3 separate regions of the Mus musculus genome follow, and all the other regions are linked to region 1. Evidence: chromatin loops called from intact Hi-C (ENCODE). Cell type or tissue: heart. All regions are shown on one strand.

The links. Hi-C counts contacts between places; a loop is a spot of excess contacts. Peaks named below come from ENCODE experiments on the same cell type or tissue, not always from the same donor. Only the 100,000 strongest peaks of a DNase experiment are listed, where the experiment ranks them.
Region 2: it touches region 1 in a loop (3-fold over the local background); 3 of 42 quality-filtered maps call a loop at or near these places.
Region 3: a loop joins it to region 1, with 7 times the contacts of the local background. A loop is called at or near these places in 26 of 42 quality-filtered maps.

Annotation. Positions count from the first base shown.
Region 1 is chr7:46,709,759-46,717,758 of GRCm38, forward strand. It overlaps Saal1 (serum amyloid A-like 1), which reads right to left and starts at 893. Exons shown (of 12, transcript NM_030233.1): 1 at 740-893. The coding sequence starts at 874. It overlaps Saa3 (serum amyloid A 3), which reads right to left and starts at 5,918. Exons shown (of 4, transcript NM_011315.3): 1 at 5,889-5,918; 2 at 5,252-5,346; 3 at 2,831-2,969; 4 at 2,240-2,506. The coding sequence starts at 5,342. The coding sequence ends at 2,368. In heart, CTCF peaks have their summits at 933 (motif pointing left) and 4,955 (motif pointing right); a DNase peak (open chromatin) is centred at 813; H3K4me3 peaks cover 1,160 bases; H3K27ac peaks cover 729 bases.
Region 2 is chr7:46,030,144-46,038,143 of GRCm38, forward strand. Abcc6 (ATP-binding cassette, sub-family C (CFTR/MRP), member 6) reads right to left here and starts at 143. Exons shown (of 31, transcript NM_018795.2): 1 at 85-143. The coding sequence starts at 138. Nomo1 (nodal modulator 1) reads left to right here and starts at 3,553. Exons shown (of 31, transcript NM_153057.4): 1 at 3,553-3,829; 2 at 7,416-7,505. The coding sequence starts at 3,689. In heart, a CTCF peak has its summit at 3,468; a DNase peak (open chromatin) is centred at 3,558; H3K4me3 peaks cover 2,304 bases; H3K27ac peaks cover 1,216 bases; H3K27me3 peaks cover 654 bases.
Region 3 is chr7:46,769,239-46,777,238 of GRCm38, forward strand. Hps5 (HPS5, biogenesis of lysosomal organelles complex 2 subunit 2) reads right to left here. Exons shown (of 23, transcript NM_001005247.2): 11 at 7,638-7,796; 12 at 6,527-6,713; 13 at 5,576-5,699; 14 at 3,882-4,031; 15 at 3,234-3,305; 16 at 2,369-2,943; 17 at 55-175. Among named protein-coding and RNA genes, the nearest start is that of Saa2, 21 kb to the left of the region's middle. In heart, a CTCF peak has its summit at 1,665; no DNase peak of the experiment used is centred here.

The DNA.
Region 1 (8,000 bases):
ACTCCTGGGAGAAGACACACATTTCTCTTAAAAGAAGAAATCTAAATCTATGGGAAGGTTAGGACTGTCCTGGGGAAATGAGGCAAGCATTCGGAGGTGACTACAAGTGCTCAGAAAGTATAAGACATGCTTGGAGATGGCCAACTGTCTACTGGTGATGGAACACAATGTACCGTAAAATGGCTGAAGAAGACACAACCAACCTTGGATCCCCAGTTAGGAAATAGAAAGTGTTCTCCTATGAGCAACAAGAACAACCTTTAAAAATAATAAAAAGGAAGGGTTTTTTTTTTTTTTTGGCAATGTAGAAAATGGCTTAGAGAAAACAGAAATTGGCGGTATGGACAGCAATGGGCAGAAAAACATCTATTGGCAGCCTCATTATAATCTCAACCTATACAAAATCTTGTTTACGATAATACTGATTATCTTGTTTTAATAGAAACTATGAAAGAAATGGAGGATCTGGGTTAAGGAGTCCCGTTTCCAGCATGGGATAAGCTCGCGTCTCGGAGATCAGGGTTGTCTGACTCCAAACTATGTATTCCACTAGAACAAGAGCCGACAAAACACGAATGGTAGGGTCTCGACTTCGTACGTGACAGTGGGGTTAGGAAGTAGAAGCCCAGTAAAGTACGTGCGCGGTGTGGTTCTGGCAAGTTAGTCCATCGGCACCCGCGAGCCTCCAGCATCCCGTCCACTCCCTGGGCACGGAGGGCGCCTGCGCGAGTCTCCGCACCTGGATGAGCCCGCTGAGGACGCCGAAGAGCCAGTGCTTGCTGTAGACCGTGCTCCCGATGCGGTCTCCCCCACCCAGGTCCTCTTCATCCTCCGAACCACAGGTAGGCGGCGGAGGAGACGGGTTTCGATCCATGCCGATGCGCGCCAACAGTACCGGAAGCCGCGGAGGAGGCGAGAGGACGCGCCAGAGAGCCCAAGGCACACGGCTCAGCTCCCACACAGCGCCCCCTGCCGTCAGGCTCCCGCGAGGTCCGGGAACCTGTAGGATCCATGGGGTCTTCTTCTCCACCCAGAGCTAGGAGTGAGCACAGAACACACACACACACACACACACACACACACACACACACACACACAGTAACTGCCATGTCCAGATATGTTAGCTATTCATTAGTGCTGATTTAAACCTTACATCAACTTCAATTTTAGCACGCACTTGTGGAGTTTTAATCTTTCTTTGATTTGATTCTTTGTTTGAGTCAGGGTCAAGCTATGTAGTCCAGGCCTGCTACTCGCCATCTTATGCCTCCACTTCCAGCAGCTAGAACTATAGGCAGGTGCCACGGTGCCCAGAAACTCTTGTTTGGTTGGTTTTTGTTTTTAATTCTTTTATCTGAGATTCATCCTAGTACACTGAAGTGTGCATACATGCTCTGCAAACTTACTTTTCTCTTAAAATCTCAGGTGCAGGAAGTTGAGTTAGCTGTGTCTCGTGTTTATGGAATCTTCTGAGTTATCACCCACTCAAGCGTCCCTGCTCCTTCTCTCACAGACTCACTTTTTATAACCAGAAAGTAGCTTTATTCATTTTTATTTTCTCTCCCCCCCCCATACCCCTTTCTGTTGACCTTGAATGAAAACACAGCTCAGTTCATGCTTCTCTAGTTACTCATAGGTAATCAACAGTCTTGTGTGATTTTCAACTATAACCTTAAAGACTTAGTTTAGTTAACCATGATGACTGCAAACCACCCAGCTTGGTGTTAAAGCCTTTCTACCCCAGGGGAAATGATTGCAGAATATGTCTTTTTTTTTCTGCAATTATTTTTTACAAAATGGGAGTGGCTGGCCCTTTTGAAGGGCTGAGATTATCTGCAGAGAGGCATCTAGAGTTGATGCTTTCTCAGTGGGAAGTGATTTTGCCATCAGCCTTTGTAAGTCGTATTTTACAGTGAGTCAGAACTTACTGATTTTTCTCTCGGGGAGGGCACAGGGGACTGAAAGCTGGGGCCTCACCTGTGCTTGGCAGTCATGCTTAGCACTGGGCCATAGCCCAGAATGCATTGGTTTTTATCTAGTTTTCAACTTCATAACTGAAACCATACACAGCGCTTTCTTGCTATCTCGTGTCATATTCCAATTCCATCTCTTCTTGTCTCTTTCTTTAAAAGAAAAGAAAAAGAAAAGAAAAGCAAGTGATGTCCCCTGCTAACCCACAGGCCCTCAACCCTCAGTGTGACTGCCCTGTGCTCTCAAAACAACAGTGACAGCGACAAAGTGCATTTCACAAGTATTTATTCAGCACATTGGGATGTTTAGGGATCCAGATTTTAGAAAATATCTCAACCCAGTAGTTGCTCCTCTTCTCGGGGGGCAGCATGACTGGGAACAACAGGAAGAGAAAACTCAGTATCTTTTAGGCAGGCCAGCAGGTCGGAAGTGGTTGGGGTCTTTGCCACTCCGGCCCCACTCATTGGCAAACTGGTCAGCTCTTGAGTCCTCTGCTCCATGTCCCGTGAACTTCTGAACAGCCTCTCTGGCATCGCTGTAATTAGGATGGACAAGAAGATTTTTAACCAAGCCCACAGGCAGTAGCTCCACCCTCAGGACTCTCTCCTCCTGGCTGTGAGGGGAGGGAGAGGCTGGTAGGACCCTGCCCAGGCTGTCAGCCTCACACTGGATGAGCAGCAGCAGCAGGAAGTGGGGGGGTCATCCACAAGCAATCACATGACCACCAACCCCTTCCAGTACTATGCACAGAAAAGAGGAAGATCGAGAGGTAACGGGTAGTATACACAGGTTGCAGAAGAGACAGCTCCTTCCTGGCTGTCCAAGGCAGTCAATCTCTGTTCACCCAGACCCGTGTTACCTGATGACTTTAGCAGCCCAGGCTCCCCCGGGACCCCTCCGGGCAGCATCATAGTTCCCCCGAGCATGGAAGTATTTGTCTGAGTTTTTCCAGTTAGCTTTCTTCATGTCAGAGTAGGCTCGCCACATGTCTCTAGACCCTGGAGAGGGAAGAGAGTGATGGCGGTGGTTGTGTTGAGGTAAAACAGAGGGCTACGACGTCTATCCAACTCATCCCAGCTTTTCCCAAAACCCACAGAAATGTTGCTAGCTTGAAATAAATAGTTCTTACTGCCCAAAGAAGTACATTGGAGCGGGTTTTATCCCAATGGACTCCCATCTTAGCTCTGTTGCTGTTTGTCTTTGTTTTTGTTTTTTTGTTTTGGTTTTTTCAAGACAGAGTTTCTCTGTAGCCCTGGCTGTCCTGGAACTCACTCTGTAGACCAGGCTGGCCTCGAACTCAGAAATCCGCCTGCCTCTGCCTCCCAAGTGCTAGGATTAAAGGCATGCGCCACCACTGCCCAGCTTTTTGGTTTGTTTTTGTTTTTTGTTTTGGTTTTTTCATGCTGTTTGTCTTTGGCTGTTCAAAAAGCGTGTAAGAAGAGGAGAGGTGATCTCTAGGGAGTGCGTCATCATATGACAACGGTCACCATAAGAAGCTCTCTCTGAAATGGTCCAGGGGAACTTCTAAGGTGTGAAATGAGATCGCTTCCCTTCCTCCTTTCCCCTCCCTCTGCTTCCGATCCTTTCCTTTCTCTTGTGTTCTCTTTTCCTTTAGAGACAGCCTATGTCTCTGTGTATCCCTGGATGGCCTGAAACTCACAATCCTTCTGCCTCGGCCTCCCAAACGCTACAGTTACCACCGCAGCCACAGTTCTTGCCTAGCACAAAGCAATGGGAGAAACTGCTCTCCAGGCAGAGAGAGTGAGCGCAGCTCTGTTCTGAGTCCACCTGGATGTCCAGGATCTATTTCCCCCAAGCAGTTCTCAGCACTCCTTCAGAGGTAACAAGGGGAACGTCTCTGCCACAGACTGCCACAAGCAGGATGATTGACACTCTGGTGGCAATGGACACACTAGGTTTAAAACCCCTACCTCCTCTCCAGGAACAGGGAAGAGTGCTATCCACCATGGTGCTTATGCAGAAAAGCTGAGGGAAACGCACGAGGAAGTCCGTGGAAAATGCTCATTTATTATCGCCCCGCCCCCTGCCCCCTCTGCTCATTTACTACCGCCCCGCCCCCCTGCTCCTCAGGACGGTGCCACAAACAGAAGGAAGATCTAAACTAAGGACCAGGAGAGTGAGCTGCACACTGAAGGAATCAGATCCAGCTAATGATAAATGGGAAATATCAAAGGTAGTGAGTTAGGGAGAAAGGGGAAGCCTAGGTTCTCTTAACTTTCATTGTGAGGCTGAGTTGTGGTGGCACACACCTTTAATCCCAGCACTCAGGAGGCAGAGGCAGATGGATCTCTGTGAATGGGAGGCCACCCTGGTCTACAAGGTGAGTCCAGGACAGCCAGGGCTCGGTTACACAGAGAAATTCTATCAGAAAGAAAGAAAGAAAGAAAGAAAGAGAGAGAGAGAGAGAGAGAGAGAGAGAGAGAGAGAGAGAAAGAAAGAAAGAAAGAAAGAGTCTGACTGACTGACTGTCTTTTGTTGTCTTATGGCTGGTGGGCTATATTTCCCTTGATGACAGTTTCTTGTCTATGTCTCAGCCTCAATAATAGACCTATGTCCCAGGTAAGTAAGTCACTGTCTCCTGTTGACGGTGGAGCTGCCTTCCACCCGTGCCATGATCTATTCCTTCTCAGGTAAATAAGTAAGTGTGTGCTCAGAGCTGTATAGTGGCTAACCTGGGCTAAATTCTGCTCTTCCAGGGGTTTTCTAAGTAAGATAGCTTACGTATGCTCTTTGTACATTGGTTTCCTTAAAGGGTAGTAGTGACACCTACGCCACAAGATTAATTTTAATGTATGGAATTCATTTCCATACATTATGCTCCTTGGACAATGCCCACTCTGTGTGGCAAACTTAATTAGCCTTGTTTGCTGTCTCTGTGGGTTGTCACCTGCTGCCCCGGTTTTCCCCCTCCGCACCTTCCCTGGAACCAGATATAGACGTGAACTGCTCATCACTCTCCACAAGGGGGCAGTAGAGGCCTCTTCCCCACTTCTATTGGGGAGTCTACATCTTTGACCTACAGATTTCACCTACATTCCCGTGGAAAGACTGCTGTACAAACATTACAGGATCTGAGATTTGGGATCCTCACAGAAAAAGGTCAACACTGAGCAAAAAAGCTACAAACTTCTCAGGAAGAGCTACACCGCCACTCTATGGGGATTTTACAAGCATGTTTGCCCTTGATTATGTGGTCCCTGCTCAAGTAAATTCTTAAAACTCAGAAATACAACCTCCAGCCCCCATCCTTGAAGCCTACCTTGACCAGCTTCTTTCATGAACTGGACCCATCTTTGGCTGTCAACTCCCAGGATCAAGATGCAAAGAATGATGGCAATGGAAGGCTTCATCCTGCTATAGGGCCAGGAAAACAAAGATGAGCATGCCATTTCGTGGGGTGGAGGATGCTTCTGCAGTGCTGAGCTATCTATCCTTGCACACTGGTAACAAACCCCACTGGATTTCATACATAAACCCACACACATACAAACAAAGATTATAGGTAAGGGGATTTCAGGGAACTCTCTAGTTCTCCATTTCCTTGTATTTCATTAGAATCCCACTATCTAAGGGTTTGCAAATGGACCATTAATATAAAGCACATTGCACTCCAATCATGCCAGCTGAAACCCAACTGTAAAGGAAGTTTCCAGAGGGCTATGTGGGGGCTTTCTAACCAACATAGCTCCCTGCATTCTATCTGTAGAAGGCTATTGCACCCTTCCCTGAATTCACACAGAAGCACACTACAAGTTCCATGCAGAAAGCATAATATCCAGTGAATTCTAACCATCTAGTGGATTCAGGATAGAGATAGAACATTAAACACAACAAGCAAATGCTGGCGGGGAAAAGAATCTGCAAAGAGGAAATGCTGGAAAGTTCTGGCAACTCACCTCGTGCTGCGAGCTCCTTCTGGGACCCCAGGTGAGTGGCTTCTGTCCTTTGCTGAGGAGATGTGGCCGAGGATATCTATATATACTGTCACTCCACTAATGGAGCAATCCCTGTTTGATCTTGCATAATCCCACTTACCCATAATTTCTCTTTCAGAAGATAACTTTTCCTTCATGTACATCTTCTTTCCCCAGATTGCGCCATCTAGGCATTTCCAGAAATGTGGCCAGTTAGGACTTTCTGAAGTCTTCGCCATCCTGGTTGGAAATAATCAAGACAAATGCTTTATATCCAGTTTCTTGGGGGGGGGGAGCAATATTAGAAAGAAAAATATGAATGTGTGATAAATCATGGGATCCAATCCAAAGGCTAAGCTAATGCCCTTTCAAAGCTCAGTTCAGGTTTAAGCTGGAGCCTTAGGGAACAGGAGGATGGGAGGCAGAAGCTGGCATTTAGCACCCAACGCTGCGGAAGATCTCCAGACTCCAGTATACTCCATATTGCTATGGAAGGTCAGGGAGCAGACGAAATCTAGAGACTTTGATTAACCAGGGACACTAAACAATAAAACAATTTGCTTCAAAGTCACAAAGAAATAACACACCATAAAGATGAGGAAGGCTCCCTGGATGCTAAATTATCCTAACAATGGATTCAGGCAGAAAGTGGCAAGAGGAGACACAGGAATGCTGGGAAATGACATCAGGAAACAGCTGCTAGAGCCAGAAAAGCAGCTCTAGGTTTTGCCGTGGGAGTTTATCTTATAAGAAAGCCATTCAGACCATGGTCTTCTCTCCTTTACTATCCCCACCCCTTTACGCAAAAGAAAAATTAAATGTATTGAGTTCCCTAGAGAAAGAAGGACGGTATAGCTGCGACGTGGTAGGTGTGGTGAAGGTATCACATTTGGCCTCCTGCTCTAAGAGCCCTGGGCTGGAAGCAGAGGAAAGCAGAGGGGCTAAAAAGAGCCCACCCAGGAGGCAATAGCTCAGGGGTGTTCCCCAAGTTGTTTGCTACCAAGAAGAGAACTGTGGCTATCTCGTTGGAGATACAAGTTGATGTAGATAAACCTCGTAAGCTGGAAGGTGGTGAATAATACCCGAGAAGAAGAAGTAACAGCCTAGAAAAATGAGCGTGTAGAACTTTCAGTCATACTACAGGCCAGAGGATGCTATGGTGCTGTGGCAGACATTGATACATGTGACGCAGGATGGAGCAGACCAAGCGTGGACACCATGTTAGAGAATTGTTGTCATACATTAAAGCCTTGAAAAGAAAAAAATGCCTCTTCCTAGATTTGGCCTTTATTTTGGTTATTTTGAGCTCTGTGACTGAAAGGGAAAAAAAACTGTTCAAAGATTTTCGTCCCTTGGTCCTCAGCCAAGACACTGCCCAAGCTGCCTTTGGCTTAGGAAAAAGATTCTTCCGTGGCTGGCTTGGCTCACGTTGTCCTAGCAGTAAGCAGCTACAACTTCCCACAAGCCCTGGTTGCAAACCTCTTTGGGGAAGTGCTTCACAGAGAACTGTGTGTGAAACCTGCCGCCTCCTTTGTTCTGACTTCCTAGGCATAAACATTTGGTTCCGGGATTATGTATTGACTTCCTCAGCCACTTTAGACTCAAAACTCACCTCCCAAGTATCTACTTTTTCAAACCCCTCTCATCCCCCCTTCCCCTTCCTCCTTCCCCTTTCTCCCCCTCCTCCTCCCCGTCTCCCCCCTCCCTCTCGTCCCTTTTTAACCTGGCTTTATTTTATGTGTATTTTGCCCAAATGGATGCATGTGACCCACATGAATGCCTGGTGCCTGTAGAGGTCAGAAAATGATGTCAGCGCCCCTGGAACTGGAGTTATAGATAGTTGTGAGCTACCATGAGTACTGGGAATTAAACCCAGGTCCTCTGGTAGACCAGCGAGTGCTTTTAACTGCTGACCCATCTCTCCAGCCCCAACCCCCTTCTTTGATAGAAGGCAAGTGAGTATTTTTCCTACACATTAAGAAAAGCAATTTGCATGGACTTTTTCTTTACTAACAATGGTTTAACTAATCCGTTGAGAATTCTTTTAAGCTTTTTATTGATTCTTCGTGAAATCTGAAGTGCACACCCAAGTCC
Region 2 (8,000 bases), 680 kb before region 1:
AAGAACTTGAAGTCCAGTGCGGCTTTCCCCAGCAGCTTGAGTTATCCTTGGAGCAGAGAAAGGAGTGGGGCAGGCTGGACTCACCCTCAGGCCGGCGCACTGCTCTCCAGGCGTGGCCATGGAGCGCCCTCTGTTCATCAGTCTGAGTCTGTTTGTCCCAGAGCAGCCTTCAGAACTCAGCTCCAAGCCGAGGAGGAGGAGGCGGGACCAGGCAGGTTTGACAGGGATTGGAGCTGGATAGCGGAGGCCCCAGGGCAAGGTCCAGCTGCATACAGAGGTGGAGCTGGTGCCCGGGGAGGTGATTCTGGAACCCCTGAAAAGTGCCGGGCCGGCCACCTCCATGCTTCCTCTCCGTGAGAAGTCCCTCCCAAACTTGCTGCATACTTTGGACTTAGCAATGCAGGAAGGTATCCTGCGGAAAGAGCCAAGAGACTTAGTAATTTACAGGACCAGCAACTCGGGACAGATGTTGTCTAAATGCAGGCGCTGCGAAGAATGAGAAGTGCCTTACTTTGAAAAATATTTATTTACGTGTGTATTTGTCCTTCTATTTATTAGTTTTTGAGATAGGGTCTCACTATGCAGACCAGGCTAGCCTACAACCCAAGCCCCTGCTGGCCCAGCCGCCTGTGTGCCTTATTAAGAACAATCTTAATAAAGACCTTAGTATGAGCTGGAGAGGTGGCTCAGGCACTCTAAACTCCCACTGCTTCTGCAAAGGACTGGGGTTGGGTTCCCACGACTCTCTTCCAGCTGCTCACAAGCATCTGCAATGACAGCTCCAGGGGACCCAACACCTTCTCCCGGGCCTCCACACTCCTGTGCATACATACAAATGATGAAAATAAAACAACCCTTGAAATGGCTTAAGCAGTGCAAGTCACACAGCATGGCTCGGTAAGTTAGTTATTAGTACTGATATTACAGCAGCAGCAGCAGCAGCAGCAGCAGCACCTTAAAATGCTACGGCAAAACCCACTAATATGGAAATGTGGCCTCCAAACACTCTGAAATAGATCCCAGCACCAGCAGGGTATGAGAAGGAGAAGTGTTCCTAAGTCAGGGCTCATTTTCTTTTCTTAAAGCAAGGGGTGTGGCTAAGGGGACCATGGGTTGTGTCCCAGCAATGCAATACAGACAGACAGACAGATAAGACAAGACAGATAGGCAAATAGACAAGTGACTCTGTGTTGTCTTATCCTGTTTGCACAGATACACAGTTGGAGATGTAGTAAAGTTGAGGTCACAGGGAACCCCATTTCCTTTCCACTTTTCTCTTTGTGTAACGAGTTTGTACTCCTTCCAAGGTAGGGAAGAAAAACTGCCCCAGACAGACCAACCCAGGTGCTCTGCTCCAGTGAGGGAGGAATGCAGACCTCTGCCCTGTCCAAACCCTGCCACTTCTCTGGTCTTGCCCCCACCTTTTCCCACAGCCTCTCTTTGGCAGGGCCCAGGCGGGATGGGTTCTCCAGCTTGGCTTGCCCCACCTTTTGGGGTTGCCTGTGCCCGCAGTATGATGCACAGTGTTCTTTCAGCCGGCTTCTTCTGAGCTTTCAGCAGGAGAGGGCTCTCGAAGAACTCGCAACTGCGTCTGCAAGCTGTGTGCGGCAAGCCTGCTGTCAGTGAAACTTCACATCCTCTCTGTTTATTTGGGTCCGTTTTGGTGGGAGGTGGAGGTGGTGGTGAGGACAGAGAAGCCATGGCCCTTCTTCCTGTGAGTGTCACTCCCCCCTCCCCCCCCCCCCCCGCCCCTGGCACTGATTGCTCTAACCTGCAGCAGCTTTATTTCCTGGCATAAAAAATTATTTATTCAAGTGTATGAATTCATTTGAGAGAATGAATTCAAAGGCAATTAAACTGGATGAATTTCAGGCTTAAGAGAGAAAAAAAACCTCAAAGTGTTTCTATACAAGTTAGAGTTGGGATCAAAATAAAACGTAAATATCTTTTTTAAAAAAAGATTCATTTATTTATTATATGTAAGTACACTGTAGCTGTTTTCAGACATCCAGAACAGGGCATCAGATCTCATTACAGATGACTGTGAGCCACCATGTCGCTGCTGGGATTTGAACTCAGGACCTTCGGAAGAGCAGTCAGTGCTCTTAACCGCTGAGCCGCCTCTCCAGCCCCATAAATATCTTTTTAAATATAATTATGAACTTAGTTAATATGTTTTGCAGAAGAAAACATCATTTAGCCAGGTAGGTGGTATATGCTTTTAATCCCCAGCACTCAGGAGGCAGAGGCAGGGGGATGTAAGTGAGTTTGAGGCCTACCAGGGCTACCTAGTGAGATGAAGTCTCAAAGCCAAGTACAGCATCATTTGTAATGGAAAACCATGTCAACAGAAATACATCATTGGTAATAAAGAAGCCAGATGCACAGATTTCTTTATGTGCACATGTGTGGGTGTGTCAACACAAAACCAGAGCTCTCATCTTAAGGGGAATAATAGATAGTTTATTCTGGAGCCATTTTGAGCCATGGCCCAGGAACACAGATTCCAGATTACCTCAAATTCTATCGTCCATCATGGAAGCAGTGTGAGGTGTCAAACCTGGGACACACCGCTGAGGTGCCTATTTAACATATTAAAGCGGACCTGGCCCCCAGGTTCTATCAGCAACACTCAGCTCCTAACTCTTACAGGGCCACCATGGCTGACATCCCCCATCCCCTGCCCTGAACTCTCCAGGGCTACACCTCTGTGCCTCCTGGCTGCTGCACTTGGTTCCCCTCTCTCCACTCTCCCTTCCCCTCCCTGTCTCTTCTCATGGCTCAGGGTCACGTTCACTCTGGACTCTCCCAGATGTTCCCGCCTCTGGCTGTGCTCTCCCAGATGTCTATAATAAACCTTCTGCCCCAGCACATCCATCAGAGGACGCCTGGAGTATCACTGTCAGGTAGGAAGGTGACCCACATCCTCGGAGACTGAGCTTCTTACTGTTCTCCCCTTAGACTAGACAGTGAGCCCCGGGGGTCCTCCAGTCTCCACCTCCCCAGTGCTGAGGTTGCTGGTGTTAGCATGGTTCTGGGGGTCAAACTCAGATCCTTATCATTGTGAGACACTTTACTGACTGCCGTCAACCCAAGACACCCCCCAACCCCCCACCCTTACTCTCTGGTTACCCTAGTACTCTCTATGTAACCCAAGCAGGGCTAAAGTTGCCCAGGTTGGTTTTGAATGTGCCCTGTGGTTCAGGCAAGCCTTAGACTTGTTTGGCTAAAACAAAATTTTAATATACAGTCAAGCACTGGTAAGAGATGGCGTCGTGGGAAAAAGAACTAAATAACACATTTCTAAAGGGCTTTTTGAAATTACATCTGGCGTGAAATATGTGAGTCAAAAAGACTTGGGCTTTGTTGAATACATTAATCAACAAAAAAGCTCTTAGCCGTGACGATGACTCTGAAGTGGAAGCCTGTCTGGGCTGTTCCTTCCAGAGGCTGCGCAGAGTCCTCCAGGACGCCAGAGGCGCAAGCGGCCATCATTCCGGGCGGATCGCGTGTCGCGTCGGTCTTTCTTGGGGGCGTGGGCGCAGGGCCGCGGCGCGCCTGCGCAGAGCAGCTCCGGGGCGGGTCCTGGGCTTGTCAGCCCAGCGAGGAGAAGGAAGGAGCCGGCTGCGTGCGGTGTGAGGGGCGGGACCGGGCGGGTTGCGGAGGGTAGGCACGCGGAGGCCGGGCCATGCGTGCGGGCCGGTGTGCCGCGGCGCTGCTGCTGCTGCTACTGAGCGGCGCGGGGCGCGCGATCGGCTCCGAGGACATCGTGGTAGGCTGCGGGGGTTTCGTGAAGTCGGACGTGGAGATCAACTACTCGCTCATCGAGGTGAGCCCCGGCCGCGCGTAGCCGGGTGGGCTGGATGACCCTTGGCCAGGCTCTCGGCTGCTCTGCACTCTTCCTCAGCCGCGCCGAGGAGCGGGAAGGCCGAGAGGGTCTGCCCGACCCCGGCTCCCCCATACCAGGACCTCCGAAACTCTAATCTGCCCAACCCATATTGCAGAACTTGGAAACCACACGTGTCACTCTCCGTACTAAAGACCCCAAGGCTCGGACTTACCGCTCCTCCATCCTCCCTGGGATGAATTTAAAGATGATCGATTCCCATTGCTAAGTCCTGACATGGAACAGTGTAACAACCTCTGGGGCTGCGAAGCTGCCCTACCTTCCCCACCTCTCCTTTTTAAAGTTGCCAGCCACCTTGCATAGTTGCTGGAATTACACTAGAGATTTGTGGAGTTATTTTTGACTGAGTCGAAAGTTAATGTGAAGTGGTTATCAACCCGGTGGGATTCTGACCCAGAAAGCCTGTGAGAAGAGGGGGTGGGGTAGAAGTAGACACAGGGGATTGGAGAGAGAGCTAGGCTAGGTTTTCCCAGGAGGGCTGGTAGTGCTGCCAGAGAAAGGAGGGAGATGGGAAGAGGTAAAGACTGGTGCCCAAGGAGGAGAAATGTGGAGGTGCCAAAGAGAAGGGCACCCGAGAGCCCTTTGAGCTGACCCAGTGGGGCCGGGGGGAAAAGGTGAGAAGCCGTTCCCACCCTGAATTCCTGTGGGCGTAGCCTTTCTTCAAACTACCTTTCTTCTAGGTGGGGTTAGAGGTGGTGTAAGATTTCCCGACGCGGAGAATCAACTGTCATCTTCCAGGCTTTCTCTGTAGAGTCCCTCTACCTCGTTGGTTGATTTATAATTGATTTTCCAATTTTTTGAGACACAGTATGGCCTTAGATTTACAATATACCCAAGGCTGGCTTTGAACTCTGGACACTCTTGCCTCTGTTTCCCACAGTGCTGGATTACAGGAGTATGTCCTGGTTCCATGTCACCAGGGGCCGTGCCACCTACTGGCTTTGTAGCATTGGGCATCTCAGAAGCTGCCCTGGAAGGCTTTTCAGCTTGAGCTTTCTGCAGCTTTGAGAGGAAGGAGAGGACAGTCAGGGGTGTCAGAGGACAGTCACCTCACCCCTAAGCACTAACAGGGATTACGAGAGCAGAGAGTAGGTTTTGTGGTCCATTGTGAACTGTGGTGCTCCAGCCTTAGGGCTCCTTGTCCTCCTCTCTGAAGCAACCCATCCTTTTGTAATCTCTGCTTACAACATCAGACATCTCATGCATGTTATCTCCACGGAGGGTTTTCTGAGCTGTACTTCACAAAAGACTTGTACTGCATGGTCCAGAGAGAAGTATGGCAGCCATGCTTTTGATTTTGAATTAATGGGCTTCTTAAATACATGTATAGTGAGAGTTTGAGTTTTTTTTTTTTATCACAAAAAATATTATATGTTGTCATTTTAATCCCATGTGTGGGACATGGGGCTGCCTCAGATTGTCCCCAGTATCTGATGATGATCTCCCTCAGGCACTAGCAGGACAAATTTTGCCAGCTGCAGATAGTTTCTGTGAGTGTGTGACATTTGGAATTCTGGGGACTCTTCAGAGGGAATATAAATGCTAGGGCCCTGAGAGGTGGGGTGTTGGTTGGTTGTTTTAGATATCCTGACAGTAAAGATCAAACTTGCCCTGAGGAACTGGTTGGTCACCCCTAATCAGCAGGAAGCAAGCAGTCTAGCAATGACTTCGCCCCCTTTCCCCTCTATCGGTTTTTCTCTCCTATCTGGTGTTAGGGACTGAAAGGGTGGAAGGAAAGGGGGTGGAAAAGGCTGGAAGAAAAAGAACCCACAAAGTAGCTAAAGGTATGGTTACAATGTAGCAAGCCAGAGTACAATAATAAACAGCAACCAGCAGATACACAGATGACAATGCAGCATCAAAATGAGTGTTCAAAACAGCCATTGACTGAAGAAGTCCGCTGGACGCAATACAGGGAGCCCTGGACAGAGCAGGGTGTCCTTCCTCTCACAAACAAGTAACAATGTATGGAGGTGATACCATCAATTCAGGTGCTTACAACAGCTGGGGAAACTGATGGGGGAATTGAGGAATCAGCTGGAGTCCTGGTTGAGCTTTCTCTCCATGATTGAGTATAACACTCCTGAACTTGTGGCTTCCCCAGGCACTTTTATATCATAGGAGGAAGAATAGTAACATCTGTTGGGAATGGTCCACCTTCCACCTGTGCTCAGTGGTATTTTACTTTTGGGGTATTTTGCTGTTCTTTTCCCTCCCTGTCACAGGGATGGGGCCAGCCAGTCCTTGGAAGACACTTTGAAACAAGCTTGCTTAGGTCTGACAGGGAGAAGGGACATCACTGCTCCCAGAGCCAGCTTCCGAGTGAGCTCAAACAGCATGTGACAATTTACCAATATAGTCTTGTCTTCTTTCTCTCTCTTTCTTTCTTTCTTTCTTTCTTTCTTTCTTTCTTTCTTTCTTTCTTTCTTTCTTTCTTTCTTTCTTTCTGAGACAGGGTTTCTCTGTGTAGCCCTGGCTGTCCTGGAACTCACTCTGTAGACCAGGCTGGCCTCGAACTCAGAAATCCACCTGCCTCTGCCTCCCAAGTGCTGGGATTAAAGGCGTGCACCACCACTGCCTGGCGAGTGTATTCTATAACATGTAAATATTATGGGTATTTCACAGTCTTTCCTCCCCTTCCTCCTCCTCCTCCTCTTCCTCCTCCTCTTCTTTTGGGGGCATGCCCAGGCAGTCTGGAACTTGTGATCCTCCTACCAGGCCTCCAGGCCTCCAGGTGCTAGGCCTACAGGGCTGTGCAGCCACGCCTAGTCTCCCACTCTTTTCAGTCGTCTTCCCTCTGTTTCTACCTGAGGTGCCTTCCTTCAACAACTGTTTTGGTACACGCTGAAGACTTGTCCCAGGTGGGGGATCGTAGTGCAGTAAAAGGACCAGACAAAGCTCTGAACTGTGACATTCTGTCCTTTAATAGTAGCCTGTATAAGCTAAAAAGAAGAATTTTGTGGCTGGAGAGATGGCTCAGCTCAGAGGTTAAAAGTCCGTGCTGCATCTTATTGTGAGTCCGCGCATGCTGTGCGGGAGGCCACAGGATGGCTTTGTGAACTCAGTTCCTTCCTCCCACCCTGATGTTGGCTCCGGGACTTGAGCTTAGGTCTCCAGGCTTGTGCAGTAAATGCCTTAACCTGTTGGGCGTCCTGCTGGCCTGGGAATCTGGATTTTCACAAGTGCCTTGCTAATAGCAAACTTAGAAAGTTTTAGACTCAGACATTTACATAAGCAAAACAGAAGACAACTACTGAAGCCAAGGAAAAGCTTCAAAGAATGAGACTTTAGGGGTAGGTTGAAGGTGGTTTCTCTAAGAAAAATATAAATGACATTATTCTGGGGTGCTCTGACTTCTTTCCCTGTGTCCCTGTAGCCGTTTCAGCAGCTAGCCAGTAATAGGTGCTCAGCTACCACGGGCCAATAGAACGCATGGAGGTGTCATGTGGAAACTTATTCTCTAAGCCAATATTAGAGCTTTAGGGTTTTTTTTCTCCTTTCTTTCCAGATAAAGTTATACACCAAGCATGGGACTTTGAAATATCAGACGGACTGTGCTCCTAACAACGGCTACTTTATGATCCCCTTGTATGATAAGGTAAGAGGTAGAGGGACTTCAGTCTCTATGAGTGACTTTTATGATAGGAAATAATTAGTGTGCCCAAGTGACAGTGGTGGCCAGGAGCATGGCCTTTCTCCCATGTGCAAACATTTTGTTGTAAAGATCAGTGGAATGCAGATTTCCAACGGTTGAGTGGGCTCGGTGGGGCTGCATGTCTCTGGCATGCTTGGCAGTGTCTCCAGATATTGCCCATCACAGCCACAGAGGGGATGCTACAGGCAGCTTAGCAAGAGGAGGCAGAGGTGAGCCAGATGTTCTGAGCGCTGCACAGTTTACGGCAGTTGTCATATGTGCTGCCATTGAAAGACTTGGATTCCATAGAATCTTGTGTTTTCTTTTAAGAAATATTTCAAAAACACCCATTTGTTTGTTTGTTTGTTCGTTCATTCATTCATTCATTCATTCAGCATGTGGAAAGTGGGAATGGGTACAGCCTGCCTACTTTGGTGTGTGTGTGTGTGTGTGTGTGTG
Region 3 (8,000 bases), 59 kb after region 1:
ATAAAAACACTGCAGATGTTTTAGTTCCCATAAACAACATACAGGACAACCTACCGGGTGGCAAATGCAATCAACAAGGGACTATCAGAAGGGACGGAGCCATCCAGTAACTGTAACCCCGTGGGCAGGTCTCCTTCTTCCAGCTCCGTGTAGGCAGGATTAGATCTTGCCATTTCTGAAAGGTAAAGCATAGCCTTTCCCGTCACCTCGCTGCAAATACCCATGGACACATTCTTTCAACAGCCTTTATCACGGCCTGCTGTCACCCCCCAGCACAAGACCCCAAGACTGGCTAAGCACTGGAGGAAACAAAAACAAAACCTACCAGGATATAAGCTCATGTTTTAAAGATTGTAAGTTAAACTGGGAGATAAAACTCCGTGGAATTTTTATTTTTGTGTATGTGTGTGCTGGTGTACCCAGAGGCCAGGAGACAGCACGGGATCCCCTGGAGCTGGAGTGGTAGCCATCTGATGTGGGTGCTGTGAGCCAGGCTCAGGTCCTCTGCAAGAGCAGCAAGTGCCAGCTCCTAACCTCTAAGTCTCCTTGTCAGACTCACATAAAGCAAATTGTCAGAGGACAAAAGCACAAATAGTGGAAATGGAAGTGACTATTATGCTTTGAAAAAGTAAGTTTATAGGACTCTGTGTGTACTGTGTTTGTATATACCATGTATGTGTGTACTGTGTGTGTGTGTTCCATGTATGTGTGTACTGTGTGTGTACCATGTATGTGTGCACTGTGTGTGTGTTCCATGTATGTGTGCACTGTGTGTGTGTGTACCATGTATGTGTGTGCTTATGAGTCACATATCTCTATTACTGAAGGCAATCTGTTCAGGTTTTACAGAACCTGTATCCCATATCATCTTTTAGATTTAAATTCAGTAAAATTGGATTTAGCTCAGTGGTAGAGCGCTTGCCTAGCAAGCGCAAGGCCCTGGGTTCGGTCCTCAGCTCTGGGAAAAAAAAAAAAAAAAAAAAAAAAAAAGACAAAATAAATTCAGTAAAATTGATTTAAAAATAGTTGACCTTTAAAACATAAAACCAAAACAAACACCAGCCATGGAGCAAATCTTCATCCTAAGGAGGAAGAACTGCCTTTTGGGAGCATTCAGGAACCATTCACAGCCAACCTCAGTGAATAAAGGGAGTGGCAAGCTAGTTAGAAAAACAAAAACTTGCCGGGCAGCGGTGGCGCATGCCTTTAATCCCAGCATTTGGGAGGCAGAGGCAGGCGGATTTCTGAGTTCGAGGCCAGCCTGGTCTACAGAGTGAGTTCCAGGAAAGCCAGGGCTGCACAGAGAAACCCTGTTTCGAAAAATCCAAAAAACAAAACAAAACAAACAAACAAACAAAAAACAACTTTTCTGGTTTCAAAAAAGGCCAGAAATGGTGGAGCACGCCTTTAATCCCAGCACTTGGGAGACAGAGGCAGGTGGATCTCATGAATTTGAGGCCACAGCCAGGGCTCTGTACAAAGACTCTATCTCAAAACAAACAAACAAACTAAACAAACAATGAAAGCAAAAATGGTATGACTCGGGACCTAAGTAAAATGTGGTTGTTGGTTTTTTATGGTAGTTTTCAATGGTCCTGAAGAGACAGGCCAAAGAACAGTGTCAGAACAGTCAGCTGCCTCTGATGTGGGGGGGAAGAGCTCCCACTGCTGGCAGGAATGCAAACTGCTACAGTTGCTGTGACACTGGAGTTTAGATCTGCCATATGAGCCAGGTATCCATCCCAGGAATCCCAAGTCAACACACCAAAGGTACCCCGCTCAGCCAAGTTAGCTGCAATGTTCACAATAGCTAAGAAACCGAACATGCCTGTCCGTCCATCAGAGGGTGAATGGTTAAAAACAATGTGGTACATAAAGAATATGGAATTTATGTGGTCATAAAGGAAAATGAAATCATGACTTGTGTGGGAAAATGGATGGAACTGGGAATCATGTTAAGCAAAATAAGTCAGACTCAGAAAGACTCAGAAATGCCGCATGTTTTCTATTGCGCAGCTGTAGAGAAAGTAATAGAACAGAAGAGGAGAACTGGAGGGAAAAAGGCATCCGCTGAAAAGAGGAAAAAGAAGGCCAGGGGCGAATGAGGAAAAGTATGTAACACATACGAAGATGCCATGATGAAACCCCTTACTTTCTATGTTAATGTAAAAAGTAACTTCATTTATGATTAGTGTGTATTTTCATGTATCAGAGGCATACACACATACATACAAATACGTATTTTTTTAAAAGAGTTGAGTAGAAAACAGAAGAGAGTCTGGCCAGACAGAGAGTTCTAGCCAAATCTTTTGTCAAGTGCCCACATTATAAAATACCTCTACATTTGGCAATGCCACCTGATAGTTACCTTTTAGTCCTTCGACAAAAGTGTCCCAAACGCAAGGGCTGTCGTAAGTGAGCTTGATACTCTCCTTTGCTCTTTTCAAGTCCAGAAGAAAAAAGTACTTCTTTAGGAAACGACAAGCCAGGATTTCTGGAGAGAGCTGCTGTGAAGCCCGGTCCACATGCCCACCTACGCTTTCCATTGCTGAAGTCAACACATTCAGTTCCAAGCACAACGTTGTCAATTCCGCCAGGTCCCTCTGAAGGCTGTTTGTGATGGCGTATGGAGAGCATACTCGAAAACGGTCAGCCGAGGGCTCACTGAGGTTGCTTACAGGGTCACAGGTTATCTGACCTCCAGCTTCTTCAGTGACTAAAGAGACCCTTCTTCCTTCTCCACTCTCTTCATCTAATACTCTCTTTTCTGTCTCACCGAGGAGGTGTGCACCCAAGTTTGATTTCACGGTTGGACTGCTGGTATTGGAAATGCCGGGGAAGTCTTTCATGGCAAATGTTTTCTCTAACTGTGAAAGCCACTCAAGTAAAACCATTCTTAGCACCTTGGGCTCAAACAGAACCAGAGGGTCCAATAACTTGGTCCTATATAAAAGAGATGAATGTAAAGTTGTTTCATTTGTTTTTTTTTTTTTTAAACAATTTAAACAAACTTAACTGATTAAAGCATACTCATATAGAATAAATGTTGCTTTTGAGCATTTTAAATGACAATTTTCCTGCAAGCCTACAAGGCAGACAACACTGACCCTGGAGCACGTTACTAATTTTGGAACATCCATTGCAAATGAGGCTACCTCTGACCTAGACAGTCAAGACCAGTGCAGATGCAGTGCAAAGGCCACCCCCACGCACTGTAGACCTTCCACACTCACATTGCTTCTGCTGTCGCTGCTGTGAGTTCTTGAAGCCTGTCTTCTTTAGGAGGTTGATGAATTTCTTTCTCCCTAGAAAAGCATGAAAAAGAAAGAATCCTACTCACAGGCAATAGGGGCAACCAAAGCTTTCTTATTTTGTCTTTTTTTTTGTTTGTTCAAAGCTTTCTTAAGACCAAGACTTCTAGTACTTACTAAATGGCAAGTATGTTTCATGTTGCATTGCCTTAAAGAGTCTCCCTGTCACTCCCCATCAACCCGTATCTTCATTAAATATTCTGTTCTAATTCATCAAGCAATAGCACATCCTAGAGCTGACAGGCCAGACAGCATTAAAGATGTGAAGCTACAGCTAGTCAGAAGGCTAGGACACAACCTGATCTTAGTCACCTCCTCTTAATCTAGCACTCCTTTGTCATTCCAGAAATGTGTCAAGATGACAGAGAAGGCGGAAGGTGAATGAGGTCTGAGACTGAAGTTCTGTCTCAACAGTAATTAATTCTTTGTAAACTGTGGAATTTGCAGATTCTGCGCTACGCAACAGTCTTCGATGAGCAGCGTCACACATACAGGGTCTCCCACAGTACTGTCTATGGCTTCTGCACACTGCCAGTTGCCCTAGCATTCTAGACTCAGACACAAGCTTACTCAGTGTCCTCCTCCAGAGGGCAGGTGACTGCACTCACTTCCTCTTCATGTGCTCGGTCAGCATCCTTGGATTCAAAAGGCTCTTTCAGCTCGGGGCTTCCGTGAAGGGTGCCAATCTTCTCAGTAGTTTTACGCACAAAGCTAGAAACACTGGAAGTCAAATACCAAAAATCTAACATGAAATTATATCAACACTGTCAGAGTTGATATATAACACTAGTTATATATCATAGTTGCTCTAACACTTGTTTCTGATGTTTCTGTTTGCATTAGTACTATTAAGCCAGCTTGAACTTAATAAAAAGACAGACTCTGCTCATAACAATTTCTCTAATCAACCACATTTCACATGAGTCTCATATAAACTTACGATAAAGTGATTCACTGTGTTTATAGAACTGCCCTGAAGCTGAGTGGTAGTGGCACATGCCTTTAATTCCAGCCTTTAGTCAGGAGGCAGATCTCTGTGAGTTTGGGACAATGCTGACCTTGGTCTACAGAGCAAGGTTCAGGACAGCCAAAGGTACACATAGAAATCCTGTCTCAAAAACAAAAACACAACAACAACAACAACAAGCCCCTGTCCTGAGATTAGTGAGTCACTGCTGAGGGGCAGGTCTCTAATCCAGTTGTTCCTGCAATGTCATGCCTCCTTCAACTCAAGCAAGGTAAACATGTGACCATATGCCACTTTCTAGTCAGAGAAGAACAAGGATCACCTCATGGGACTTAGCTCCCAACTTTTCACAACAGATACAGAAGGACAGACAAGAAGAATGTGCACTCAGCAGGACTCGAGCAAGTAGCCGAGCAGAAGACACATCTTCTCATTCATTCTCAGGGCCAAGACTGGAAACATTTTCAAAAATTTCCAATTTCTCCCAGATGATGGTATGTACTTTTAACCCCAGCATTCGAGAAGCAGAGGCAGGTGGATCTCTGCTTGAGGCCGGCCCATTCTACATACGGAGTTGCATGTCGGCTAGAGCTATGTAATGAGGATATGCCTCAAGAAGGGAAAAAAAAAATCCTCCAATTCTGACCCATTGAGTGAGAAAGGATCAAGGACTTAAAGGGCCAGCAAGACACCTCAGCAAGTAAAGGTACTTAATATTCTTTTAGAGAACCTGGGTTCACTTCTAGCACTCACGTGAAGGCTCACAAGCACCTCTAACTCCAGTTCCAGAGGACCCAGCATGGCTTTGCTCCCACAGGCACCCACATACACATAGTACACATAAAACTCACACAAAAATCTTCACATACACAGAAAAAGCAAATGGGCCGCAAAGCGGCTGCACTGGTAAAGGCACTGCCGCCCAGCCTGACAAGACGAGTGACATCCCTGGAATCCACACAGCAGAGAACTGATGAGACACGGTGGTCTTCTTCCTCTACGTGGACACACTACAGCATACACCAGAGATGAGACCAAAGTATTTCATCTTTGCTGTGTCTGGGGTGGAAGTGGGGGCTCATCTACAACAACCTAAATACTCAGCTATGCAAATGAAGAGGAACACTCAATTCCCCAAGGTTAAAAGGAGAAATTAGTAGTTTATAGTAACTGGTGACTAGAGAAGTAACTTAAGAGGCCTTCTTTTTATCATTTAAAATGTCTTCCTTCTCAACACGTCATTTGACAAGTAAAGCCAAGTGAGAAATGGGGTTAAAGGGCAAGATGGTTCACCTACCTGTCTTTAACAGCCTGAAGAGACACGAGGGGAGATGGAGAACGAAATGGCAGTGCAATGCTGAAGGGCAGAAAAGCTTCACTCTTATCTACCTCAGACATCACTGGACTGTGGGAAGCACTCTCTGATAAACAGAAGAAGGGAAAAACAAACATCTAATCACATGGAAGACTTCTAAAAAGCTAAACAAATTCAGAAATGAATAAACCAAAGGAAATGAAGGATTCAATACCAAAATCATAACCGACCCAGATACAAATGAGCACAGAACACAGGTTTATGGGATGCATGGATGGTCCACATGAAACACGGAGCCAGGTACCTTCATCCAACTACTAACCCTGAATCCCCATAAGCCACAAAGGTAGTTTAGAGTTTCTACTAATCTCTTCTCAACAGTTCAGTCACAGGAATGCTGGAGCATTGAAAAGGGAAGGCAATGGCTCCCAAACCTGGAGCCATCTTTCATTCCTGGTGGAAAATAATGTGGTTAGTGAGGGTAAAAAGCGTCATTATTTTGGCTAATAATCTGTCTTAACCTGTCCAGCATTTTTGATGCATGACCCAAATTAGGCCCTTTACAAATGTTAGTCCAAACAAGAGGTTAAAGACAACCTATGTGCCGGGTGTGGTGGCGCACGCCTTTAATCCCAGCACTCGAGAGGCAGAGGTAGGCGGATTTCTGAGTTCGAGGCCAGCCTGGTCTACAAAGTGAGCTCCAGGACAGCCAGAGCTATACAGAGAAACCCTGTCTTGAAAAACAAAAAACAAACAAAAAAAAAGACAACCTATGTGTCACCATCTTCTAGTGACCAGCAGGTCTACAGGCAGCTAGTCTCTAACATGCCAAACTTTACTCAGACCTGACAGAAACTCTGTATAACATTATCTTGTCAATTCCCAGAGAGCAACTGCTCCTTGTCAGTGACCAACAAGAGACACACCCATCACCTTCATTCCTATTGGCACCACAGCCCTGCTCTGGCTGCTCCTCTTCCTGGTGTGAGGCAAATTCTTTAAGCCTTTCATCTTCTGAGAAGGTCTGGCTGTGAAGGGAACAAGAATCTTCGTCGGACTGACTGCCTCTTCTACTACTGATGATACGATAAATACCAGAGTCCAAGATGCTAAAACTTTCCTAAAAATGAAAAGAATTCCCCTCAAAATCAAAGTTCTCCCATGTAATACAACACAGCTTTTCCCAAATAACACCAGTGCTAGAGTCTAAGGTCAGCGGCAGCAACAGCTACAGCTCCCCAGCACACACCAGGGAAAGAAGAGCTTGAGTGCTTTGCGTGGGGATGTCACATAAGCTAATGCCACCATGCTACCCACCACACTGCTCAGCCTGTCCTGTCTTTGGAAAGCAGGCAGTGAGGAAGGCCGTAGGAATGAGATAGTCCTGAGACCCTCAGGTGACATAAAACATCTGAAATCACAAATTGAAAACAACCTCACCTAGACAGGAAACTATGAAGAACATTTGGGACCGGCAAGCAGTAAACAGTGGCGTGAACAAATGCAGCTTCAAGACACACCTGCTTTTCCTTCACTGTGCATCATGGAAGAAAACTCCCCTGCTACATGCTGGATTCTGAACGTGTTCTATATTGATGCTCAATCTAAGGTGCTACTGGGAGGTGGGAAGCCTTTAAAGTGGAGCTCAGCAGAAAATTGGACAATACCAACCAAGCATGCATTAAACTTTCTCAAACTACATGCCAAAATAACTCTTCCCTTCTTACAAACTATTTAGCTCATTGTAGTCGGTCAAAGTAACAAAAAAATCTGACATCTCTGTGCCACTATCGCCCCAAAAAGTACATGGAAAGCAAGAAAGACCCTTGGACTTACATTTCCCTGTAAGATCCAAAACACTTTTAAAAGTTACTAAGCTAGCAAATGACTCAGTGGGTGAAGCACCTGATGCCAAGTAAGATCACCTGAGTTCACCCCTCAGAAGCTACACAGAAGGAGGAGAGAACTGACGACTGGAAGCTGTCCCCCATCTCCCTACAACACACGCCTACTAAATAATTAAGTGAGAGAGACAAGCACTTACATGCGATGAGATGGAGCTTCTTCTGCTGCTGCACGCCGACTCCAAAGGCTCGAACCTTAAGATCAAGTCGTCCAGCTGAGAAATTAGTTCACTGCAGGCTGTAAGGTCCAGCTGAGACTTCAAATGCTCCAACTTATCTGCAGTCAATGTTTTTCTTGCCTAATAAAAGGATAAGAAAACCCCAACAAAACAGTTTACTGTTTTACTGCATCTATAGCCAAAGAGCCAAAGGGCTAAAAGCACACCCACAAAAAGAAGCCTTCCCAGGTGTTTTGAGAAGGCTGAGTAAGCTAGCAAGACTTAGTCAGAATATATTCTATATTAAGAGTTAAGAGTTAATATATGTGCAATCAGCCCTCTTAA